Regions from separate parts of the Mus musculus genome. Here regions 1 and 2 are each linked to region 3. A link is a contact called in ENCODE Hi-C or POLR2A ChIA-PET data. All regions are on one chromosome and are shown on one strand. Each heading gives the region's core, a stretch centred on a gene start or an enhancer-like site at or near the end of the contact. The rest is flanking DNA. Distances are from core to core; before and after follow the strand shown. Region 1 holds the start of Slc35a1 (solute carrier family 35 (CMP-sialic acid transporter), member 1). Region 2 holds the start of Smim8 (small integral membrane protein 8). Region 3 holds the start of Cfap206 (cilia and flagella associated protein 206).

What was found. A loop is a pair of places that touch in the nucleus more often than their neighbours do. ChIA-PET counts read pairs that join two places held with the same protein, here RNA polymerase II (POLR2A).
Region 1: a loop to region 3 is called in a map of left cerebral cortex, with 2.5 times the contacts of the local background. The contact joins the promoter of Slc35a1 here to the promoter of Cfap206 in region 3. A Hi-C loop is called at or near these places in 1 of 37 maps with a recorded cell type or tissue (left cerebral cortex). POLR2A ChIA-PET finds 5 or more read pairs at or near these places in 1 of 5 experiments (embryonic stem cell).
Region 2: a loop to region 3 is called in a map of heart, with 2.1 times the contacts of the local background. The contact joins the promoter of Smim8 here to the promoter of Cfap206 in region 3. A Hi-C loop is called at or near these places in 2 of 37 maps with a recorded cell type or tissue (both heart). POLR2A ChIA-PET finds 5 or more read pairs at or near these places in 2 of 5 experiments (both embryonic stem cell).

The regions. Positions count from the first base shown.
Region 1 is chr4:34,685,737-34,689,110 of GRCm38, reverse strand. Slc35a1 (solute carrier family 35 (CMP-sialic acid transporter), member 1) reads left to right here and starts at 1,673. Exons shown (of 8, transcript NM_011895.3): 1 at 1,673-1,867. The coding sequence starts at 1,852. Cfap206 (cilia and flagella associated protein 206) reads left to right here. Exons shown (of 13, transcript NM_001347062.1): 13 at 97-537. The coding sequence ends at 327.
Region 2 is chr4:34,776,353-34,779,703 of GRCm38, reverse strand. It overlaps Smim8 (small integral membrane protein 8), which reads left to right and starts at 1,338. Exons shown (of 3, transcript NM_001330757.1): 1 at 1,338-1,425.
Region 3 is chr4:34,728,214-34,731,997 of GRCm38, reverse strand. Cfap206 (cilia and flagella associated protein 206) reads left to right here and starts at 1,792. Exons shown (of 13, transcript NM_001347062.1): 1 at 1,792-1,938; 2 at 3,090-3,202. The coding sequence starts at 3,095.

The DNA.
Region 1 (3,374 bases), core at 424-2,923, 43 kb after region 3:
GTGAAATGGAAAGTTAATAGGCAAACATTAACTAAATGCCTGATTTTTTACATTTTTTTAGAGAAACATTATTCCCTATGTTCTCTTTCTACCTAGGCTAATTTGCGCCAGAAAATTACTCACTCCGTCCAGACTGACCTTAGCCACATGAGAAGAGATAACACCTCACAGGTGTACCCTTTGAAAGAGGCTAGCACCCAGTCCAAGAGAGAAGGCAGCAGCCGAGTGCCCAGGCCCCAGATTTTCATAGCTGGCCTTCGTGGGGGACAAAGCAAAACAACCTATGGGGTGAAGGTGAACTTAACCAGAGCGGTGGACGAAACCTAGAGATGGACGTTTACAGGAAGCTGCTCCTTAGTGGCACGGATGGAGGGTTTAAAGTGCTGTGCGTGTATAAAGCTCATTTGCGGGGCTGGCACAGTCACTGGTTGTGTGACTGTGCACTAGGGCACCGTATCCTGCCTGACTGTTATGCAAATCTAAAAGCAGTTTCTGTAGTACATTTTTCGTTTTATTAAAATTGACAAGTAAAACTCTGTCCGCGTATTTGTTTTATATTTTAGACAAAGTTTACAGCATTAAGATTGACATTGCAATGCCAGCTAGATAGTAGTATGCTTATCACTGGAATAGAGGCTGCTTCTAAAACCCTACAAAATGTTAAGCCCTGACACTCTGAAACACAACGCTCTGCTTCATTGCTATTTAGTGATAACAGATTTCTATATCATGAGCCTTGCTATCTGGAACAAGTGAAGCCTACATTCATATGCTGCCTTTTAAAAGCCAGAGAATTGATATTTATATTTGAATTTTGGGCTCATTGAAAAAAATCAGAATGTCTGATAAGACTGGCTGGCATTCCAGCTTGATCCTTTTATGCTCTGTTGTCTGCCTCAGAGCCCGCTGTGGCTTAAGCGCTTCCCACTTCCCACTCTGCGGCCTTATTTGGCTCATAAGCAGTTGGGTTTTCAGGTCCTGAGAATTCCAACTTTTTAGAGGTATAGTTTTTTTTTTTTCCTTTTCCATTTTTTATTAGGTATTTAGCTCATTTACATTTCCAATGCTATACCAAAAGTCCCCCATACCCACCCACCCCCACTCCCCTACCCACCCACTCCCCCTTTTTGGCCCTGGCGTTCCCCTGTACTGGGGCATATAAAGTTTACGTGTCCAATGGGCCTCTCTTTCCAGTGATGGCCGATTAGGCCATCTTTTGATACATATGCAGCTAGAGTCAAGAGCTCCGGGGTACTGGTTAGTTCATAATGTTGTTCCACCCGGGGTTATTTTCTAATAACATCCTCTAGTCACAGTAACCATTAGAGCGGTTGAAGTGCCTGTTAATACAATCTAATTTTTCTGAGGTCTTTTTGCTGCCTGAAGTTACCAAGTTAAGCTAGACAGTGACAGTAAGGATGATGAAGACAGACACAGTACTTCCGAGCAGTATGTAATATATACTAAATTTATCCAAGAGGTAACCATGGAAGGCCGTGATGGAGTTGAAAGTTATAAAAGTCCGAGTTCTCGGAGCCTCTCTAACGGTCTTCACACAAAGGAATAATCGAGAGCATTTCAGAATCCTTCTTGCGGGGCCCATCCTCTCGGAGGGGCTGGTCTCTAGAAGGAAACGCTCGGCCACCTTGACTCCGCCCCCCCTCGGTCGACCGGAAGCTGCGGTTTTCCGAGCCCCCGCAGGACCGAGTCTCCCAGACTTGTCGCTCCGCACGCCGCGCGGCTTCCGCCGTAGCCCCCGCTTCCTCCTCGCGCGTGTGGTGCGGCGGGCTCTCTAGGCCGGTGCGTCTCTATGGCCGCAGGGGCGTCAGTTCCGCAGACTCTCTCGGCACCATGGCTCCGGCGAGAGGTGAGGCCGGGCTGCGGGCGGTCGCTAGGGAACGGCGGCCCGGGGTGTGCTGGCCGGGCCGGCTCTGGGGGCCGAGCCCTCCCTGCAGGGAGCGGCAGCGGGCTGCACCCGCACACCGGTGCAGTGAGCCGCCCGGGCGCCGGCCAGGTCCCTGCCTGGAGCGAGGCTGTGGTTCGGAGCCCTGGGCTTGAGGGCGCGCGCTGCTCCTCCCGATGGCGAGCCGTCTGGCCAGGGCTGTGGTGGCTGTCCTTTCAGGTTTTACGTAAGCTGGCCCCAAGGCTGAGGTTTTATTCTATAGCACTGTGGCTAGGACAGGCCAAAAGGCGGTGACGATTTTGTATTTATTTATTTTTAAAGCAGGAACCAACACTACATGGTCTCATTCTATAGCCCACGTTGGCTTCAAACTCGGGGAGATTTTCCTGCCTCAGTTTTACAAGCGCTGGGATTAGTGGTCTGTGCCCTCATGCCTGGCGACAACGTCGCTTTTTTTTTTTTTTTTAATTTTGTTTGTTTGTTTTTGTTTTTTCACCATTTCCCCAATGAGCACTGGCTTTAAGTCTAAATAAATGTTGGACAAGCATTTAAAGAATATCCTTTTGCGTGGATGTGAAATTATTTATCTTTGGGGGAGGGGATTTGACATTTAACATCAGGCGCCATGTAAGTTTTCTGTGGTGGTGGATTGTCCCATATCAGATAAGTCCTGTAGCATCCGGGAAGAGGGTAATAGGAAAAGTAGGGCGATTGACAAATGAACACTTAAAAGATGCAGCAGGCAGATCGGTACCCGCAAGGGTTGTTTACAGATTTAGACTTCTTGCCAGCACATACGTTGTTACATTTGGGTGTGTTGCACTTTTTTATCCTAATGAAATACAGTTTCTATACCTCCTTACATAGAGTCATCTTAACGATTACTCACCTGCTACTTCCTGCTATGTCCAAGCTTTCAGGTATGACAGTAATAGTCCCCCTAAAATGTAACTGGAAAACAAAAGGATAACTCCAGACTGACTCTTCTGGGGGATATTCTCCACCCAGAAACAAATGCCGTGGAAGGTAACAGATTCTCCACAAAGGGGGTGCTGGATGATCAGTGGGCCAGGTTTCTAGTTAATGGCGTGATATGATTTGAATTCTTAGGATAGTTTAAAGTAGCTGCGTACCATGAATATTTATATTACCTGGGAACGTTGACATTCCTAATCAATGAAGTTTCATCCTGGAAAATGAAGAATTGTAGAAGAAATGTTTTGATCTTATGGTAAACTGAAATGTAAGTGGAAATCATGGTTACAAGGATTGGTTTTAAAAGTTGAAATGTGCTTCTAAAGTGGTATTACAGACCAAAGTCATCTATGTTTTATAGTATCCAAACTTAGACTTTTCTACTTTGATTAGTAATTATTTTCAAGAATTACATTTGCAGACCTTTTCATTATGGGTGTCTTAAACAAAACAAAACAAAACACCATGATATGGCTTATGCCTATTAATCCCAGCA
Region 2 (3,351 bases), core at 89-2,588, 48 kb before region 3:
ACAATTTTTGAGCTAAGCAGGCTTTATTAAATACTGGCCAGGACAAGGGACACTGCCCAAGGCCATATCCAGGAATCCCAGAGTAACAAATTACATTAGTCAGAAGCGTATACAATCAAAACTGACAAGGCTATATACATCCCACTTTTATGTAATCAGGGGCAAGTATACATCCTGACATATTTCCTGCCTACACCTCCCACCTATGTGTGCACATCCTGTGCAGCTGAGACAACCAGCCTTGTTTACAGAAGTGAAAACAAGTGGCTTGTTGTCTTACAGGAGCAACAGCTCCCAGCATTCCAAGAAGCTATCTGTTCTTGCCAAGAGGGGCTTACAGTTTAGAGACATTTCTGTTTTATGCCTAAAGCACACAATAATTTAAACTTAAAATATACCTTTAGCCTTCACAGGACAACTCAGGAGTCAGGATGGGAGGCCATAGAAAAGAGAGAGTAGGATTGGTTTTGAAAATTACCACAAACAATGTTCACATTTGTCAACTGATAATCCATTAATTATATCATATACTTTGGCTTGATGTCCTCGTAAAATAAGGCTAGGACTTATATTACTTAAAAAAAAAAAACCCGTGTTTGAGAAAATACTGATAATGTATGATTTTTGAAATTAAATATAAGCGAACTATTAATATCTATGTGAAAAACAAAATCGTCAGTGCTATCAGAGATCCCGTGAGAAGTCTCTTTAACCCCTGGAGATCTAATTTGGGAAACTCTGATTAGTAATCTCTGATCAATTTGAATGTGTTTTTTTTTTTTTTTTTTTACACAAGTGATGGTAGATGATCCCTGTCTCAGAACGGCTAGACTGACCACAGTCCCGGTTCTAAAGACTCGAACCCTTCACCACCACATGTAAAACTTCTAATTCCAGTCCCTTTTCTCTTAAAGCTCTTCTGCCACACCACTGCTCAACTAAAAGCACCCTATAAAGCCCCAGACTCCTTTTTGGCGATACTGCACTTCCTTCTCTTGGAGGCAGCTGGATTCTAGCCTGAATCTTTCCATTTCCATTAAGTGCCATTAGGTCCCATTTCCAATTCTGGATATCTCTTTATATAAATATACATGAAACCCACGAAACGAAAGCTTATTTGAATGTGAGAGGCTGAAAGTCAAAGGCCCCAAGAAATCAAACCAGACTGCTCATCTGGGTTCCAAAGCCAAGGGCTCCTGCAGTTCCAATGCCAGGGCTCGGCCCGGACCCCTGCTCTACGGCCTCCGGAGCATAGATGGCGCTGTGGTGCGGCTCTTAGAGCCCCGGCGGGAACGCGCACTGGTTGGGCGCGCACCGGGCGAACCGGAAGGAAAGTCCAGCAGCGGGCGTTCGCACGGGACGCCGGAAGTCTCTGAGCCTGGCGGCGTCCGAGCTGAAGCTTCCCCGGCTTCCCAATTGCCCAAGGTCAGGCTCCGCCAGCCCTCGAAGGGGAGGGTTGTGGTTTGCAGAAGATGCTAGGGTAGGTTGCCGGGAAGCCTGCCCGCCGACCACACAAGTTTTCACACTTGTTTATGAAGATTTATACTGAGCTCCGTAGGAGCCTGGGTATCTGACCGCGGTCTGAAAAGCTTTACAGCCTTCAGGTCCTTGCCACAGTGACACTCTTTCCCCAATCCATGAGTGGGGTAAATTACGAGGTGGAAAGTGGGTTTTGTGTGTGGTGTTTTTCTTTTTTCACTTTAAAGTTATATTTTACAGTAAAAACGATAGAGTTTATTTTTTAAAATCTAAGCGATCTCATTTCCCCACTGTGAGACAGGGGGCTGGCTGTCTTGGAACTCGTTCTGTAGACAAAGCTGGCCTGGAGCTCAGAGAGATCCGCCTGCCTCTGCCTCTCTAGTGCTGGGCTTATCTTAGGGTCCTGCGTCTGGTAGTACTTTATAAATGCAAAACACTTTCCTCAAAAATCAGTTTTGGAAAAAGATGCTGATGGAATAGGAGTCCACTACAATGGGAAGAATTGGATTATCCTACCCTAGTAGTGAAAAGGCATCGAAGGTAGGAAGGTTGCACACTATCTGTAGGATGACCGCTATTTTGTTAACATCTTTCCTTTTAAGAATGTTAACAATGTTAAATACACATCTGTAATATTGCAGTGTATAATATCATTCCTTTTATTAAGGTGGAATCAGAGTTGTCACTTACTCAAAAAAAAAAAAAAAAATTCCTTTAGAAGCACCAGAGTTGAGATTAAGCTTACTTAGTTCCCTCAAGCTATAAAGCCCTGATTCTTTCTCAAAGTTTCTCATATTAATCTAAACTATTGAAGGTGTCCTACTCCGGACTTTTACTTTCTTAAGCACTAAAAGAGTATAGTATGTGAAACATAATAACAAGAGTATCTATACTATCGTTGAATGTTTGGTCCATTTGAGGCAGTTCTCTATATATTTGAAAATAGAGTGCTTTTCCTAAACCAGTTCTCATTGTTTATATCTTCATACTTCCCCATACAATATAATATAGGTAGCTATGCCAATCTTGTTCTAGTGAATTTGGTGTGTACAGACACGGATAGTTCATTCGTTCACATGCACACATGTGCAGTATGTGTGTAGAAGCCAGAGGTCAGCCTGATGATGTTCCTCAAGGGCCACGTACCTTGTTTTCTGAGACAGAGTTTCTCACTGGGACCTGGGACTTACTGATCCCAAAGGGCTGACTGGTCAGAGAGCCCCAGAGATGAGCCTGCCTCCCCCACCCCAGCACTGGGAGTTTTATGGACATACCACAGCCTGGGTTTTATATGATGCTGGGGATTGATGCAGGCCCTCAGCACTGCTAATTAGTAACAATATATCGTCTGACAGTTATCAAGTGTTTATATAATGAGCTTCAGTGTTTTCTCCCTCATTGCCCACGAGTCCACCAGTCCAACCTCTTCTTCCCAACAGGCCCCTCTTTCCTCCCTCCCCCCTAACCTCCCTGTGTGCATAAAGTTATCTACCAGAGCAAGAACAGTTTATCAATGGGTATACCACTGAGGGAGATGGCACGTTCTCACTAGTTAACTGCTAATAGTTCCTCAGGGAGGAGTGGGGTCTGGTGCTTATTTTGTGTGAATAAGTATTTGTCTGTGTGTGTATATATATGCACCATGTGCGTGTCTGGTACCCATGGAGGCCAGGAGAGAGCATTGGACCCCTGGAACTAGAATTGCAGGCAGTTGTAGCCACCATGTGGGCTCTGGGAACTGTCCCTAGTCTTCTACAAGGGAAACAAGTATTTTTAACTGCTAGGCTGTCTCTTTAGCCTAACTAGTAAGTTTTCAAGTGTTGCTTCTCAAATATATTGTGGATCATCCCTCTAAATATTAATTTTGGTACA
Region 3 (3,784 bases), core at 543-3,042:
CCCCATAAATAACTAAATATAATAAAAAGTTTTTTAAAAGTATGACTAAACCACCAACCAAAGAGTACACATGGAGGGACCCATGGCTCCAGCTGCATATGTAGCAGAGGATGGTTTAGTCGGTTATCAATGGGAGGAGAGGCCCTTGGTCCTGTGAAGGCTCTATACCCCAATGTAGGGGAATTCCGGGGCCAGGAATTGGGAGTGGGCAGTTTGGTGAGTGGGGGGGTGGGGGGTGTGGGGGGAGGGATAGGGGATTTTCAGAGGGGAAAGCAGGAAAGGGGATAGCATTTGAAATGTAAATAAAGAAAATATCCAATAAAAAAGTACATTACACTTACCCAACAAATATTGAAAGCTTCAAAAATTATTATTTTATTTTACATGTATGGGTGTTTTGCCTGAGTGTATGTCTACAGGCCACTGGCATGCCTGGTATATGCAGAGGCCAGAAGGAGTTGACTCTCAGGAACTGGAGTTACAGACAGCTGTAAACCTCCATGTGGGTGTTGGGATTCAAACCCAGTCCTCTGGAATACCAGTCAGTTCCCTTAACCTCTGAGCCATATCTCCAACCCTGCAACAAACATTTTTAGGTACTGTACTGGCTAGTTTTGTGTCAACTTGACACAGCTGGAGTTATCACAGAGAAAGGAGCTTCAGTTGAGGAAATGCCTCCATGAGATCCAGCTGAAAGGCATTTTCTCAATTAGTGATCAAGGGGGAAAGGCCCCTTGTGGGTGGGACCATCTCTGGGCTGGTAATCTTGGGTTCTATAAGAAAGCAGGCTGAGCAAGCCAGGGGAAGCAAGCCAGTAAGGAACATCTCTCCATGGCATTTGCATCAGCTCCTGCTTCCTGACCTGCTTGAGTTCCAGTCCTGACTTCCTTGGTGATGAACAGCAGTATGGAAGTGTAAGCTGAATAAACCCTTTCCTCCCCAACTTGCTTCTTGGTCATGATGTTTGTGCAGGAATAGAAACCCTGACTAAGACAGGTACCAAAAACACCATCATTGACCCAGCATGGTGGCACACAGCCAGTGTTTGGAAGGCTGAGGCAGGTAGAACTCTGTGAATTCAAGATCAGCCTGGTCTACATGTTCAATTCCAGACCATTCAAGACTACATAGTTTTACCCTCTCTCAAGAAAACAAACAAAAATTATTATCCCCAATTCCAAACGCACAGGTTTCCTTACTTGCATCTTAGAGGTGGTGGGGGTAGATAGTTTCTTACTATACAGTGTAGGGTGTCTTAAAACTCTGCATTTTCCTATCTCTGCATCCCAAGGGCTGGGACTTTGAGCCTACACTACTATACCTGGTGTGAAAAAACTTCCTAAATGAAAAGTTTTACTATGGCCTTTTGGAACATCAGGATAAAGACTTCCTTTCAGAAACAGAACATGAAAGCATTCTTTTGATAAAACTATAAACTTTGAATTCCAAGAACCCCAGGCTTTCTCATTCTCTTCAAAAGATATATTTTCCATGTTTTCACACTATCAACATGAACAACGTCTGCACATCAAACCTTTGTTTTAGAATTCATGTATCATTGTCTTAAAACTGAGGTGTAGCGAAAGTGCCTTTGCCGCCTGGGACTTGAGTTCTTGTCTCTTGGGAGGCTGAGGGAGAACCCTACACCCCTCTTCTCAAGGTCCCAGAGGACCCATTCCAGCCGCCCTTCCCGCCCTCCTCTGTCCGCCCCGCCCTCTGGCCACACCCCATAGCCAGACCCCGCCCCAAGCCTCTGGCGTCGCGTTCCGTTTCCACGGTTACGCGACTGCCGCTTAGGATCTGGGGCTGGCCGGGAGAGCCGCGGCCGGTTGGCGTTCCGGCCAAGCCCAGCGCCCAGGGAGCTCCAGGCCGTTAAGTCGCGGGTGTACCGGCGAGAAGACGGACGTCGGACGGCTACAGAACTAGTGCTGGTAGTAGGTAACCTACAGGGTGGGTGGGCAGGCATCTCGCTCTGTGCAAGCGCGCAGGATGGAGCGGGGTCAACCTGGCTGTGTGGCCGGCAGGTCTGACGTCCCCACAGATATGCTCGCTGATGGCTGGCATTGCTTGGCCAAGCTGCGAACTTTTCTAACCACAGTAGACTCTAAGTTCAGGAGAAGGTGATAACAGCACGCCTTTTTCAGATGAGGAAATTGGCTTCCAAGGAGGCGAGGTACTTGTCTCTCCTGACGATGTGGTTGGACCTTTGATAGTCCAGTTCTGCATTTCCCATCTCTCAGAGCACTCCTGGCTTTGTTTCCTTTTACCTGCACGCTCCCCTGGGCTGTTGCTGATACTCAGGAAAATCGGGAGCCCTGACTTAAATACCACTCTTCCTTAGTTTATAATAGATGAGAGTAACAGCTAGGAGTTCTTTTTCAGAGGTTCATAGCTCTCACGTTTTCATTATTTACTTTTTATGTTTTTGTTAGAGTCCGGAATCCCAAGGATGGAATAATCCGAGAAAAAAAATTTCTTAGAGTTATGAAATTGTATTACAGTTCTGAAAGATCCGTTAGTGGATGTATTGATTAGCACTTTCTTTTACAAGCTGTAGTCCTGCTGCCTACGCAGGGGCTTGTTTTTTTGTTTTTTGTTTTTTGTTGTTTTTCTTTTCTTTTTTCTTTTTTTCACCCAAATTCTCCTAAGCTTGCTTTTGTTTGTTTGTTTGTTTGTTTGTTTATTTATTTATCTTTTTGTAATTTTTTTATGAGACTGGGTCTCACTTCATAGCCCTGGCTCACTCACTCACTATGTAGACCAGGCTAGACTCATAGAAATCTATTTGCATCTGCCTCCTAAGTACTGGGATTTAACACATGTGCCATCATCCCTAACTAATTTTTTTAATGTCACAATATATATTTTTGAGGGTGGCATGATTTAAATTCAGGGAAAATCCCAGTTACTCTCTGTCATTAGCGTCATTTAAAGTGAAAAAAAAAATCCAGGAGGAAACAAGATTATAATTAAAAACTTAAATAGTAATAACTCAGTAGACAGTGTGGATATTCCAGATCTAATAATGGAATCTAACCAGGAAAAGTGCATAAATGAAATTACTAAAAGAAAATTATTGCTTCATTTAGCCACAATGCCTCCCACTCAAGCAGAAAGTGTGATAAAGAATATCATACGAGAAATAGGACAAGAATGTGCAGCCCACGGAGAGATCGCTTCAGAGACGGTGGTTGCTTTTATGGTAAGGTCGATTAGTTTTGCAAGTCATTGTGTTGTAAACAAATTTTAAACTGTGATATCCAGTTTTTGTTTTTGTTTTGTTTTGTTTTGTTTTGTTTTGTTTTGTTTTGTTTTTCTTAAAAATTCTTGGGAGCGGGGCTGGAGAGATGGCTCAGTGGTTAAGAGCACTGACTGCTCTTCTAGAGGTCCTGAGTTCCGTTCCCAGCAACCACATGGTGGCTCACAGCCATCTGTAATGGGATCTGATGCTCTCTTCTGCTGTGTCTGAAGACAGCTACAGTGTACTCATATAAGTAAAATAAATAAATCTTAAAAAAAAATCCTTAGGCGTTTTCCTGATGCTTTTTATTTGAAAACATTGAGGTCGTCAGATGACTTAGTAAAAGGCATCTTTTCAGAGTCTGCAAAGCGTCTTTCGTGACGGATTTAGGAGATCCCGTGACCCTTAGAAACCTCAGTAGTATTCTGCTGTGAAGTTTTTAACCTGTCCTTTTGTTCAAATGCGCGTTGTAAAAGTTACTCCTTGCTTTGGTTTCTGTGCTACTCCTTGGTTAACAACACATAAAGAGAACACGAGATACAG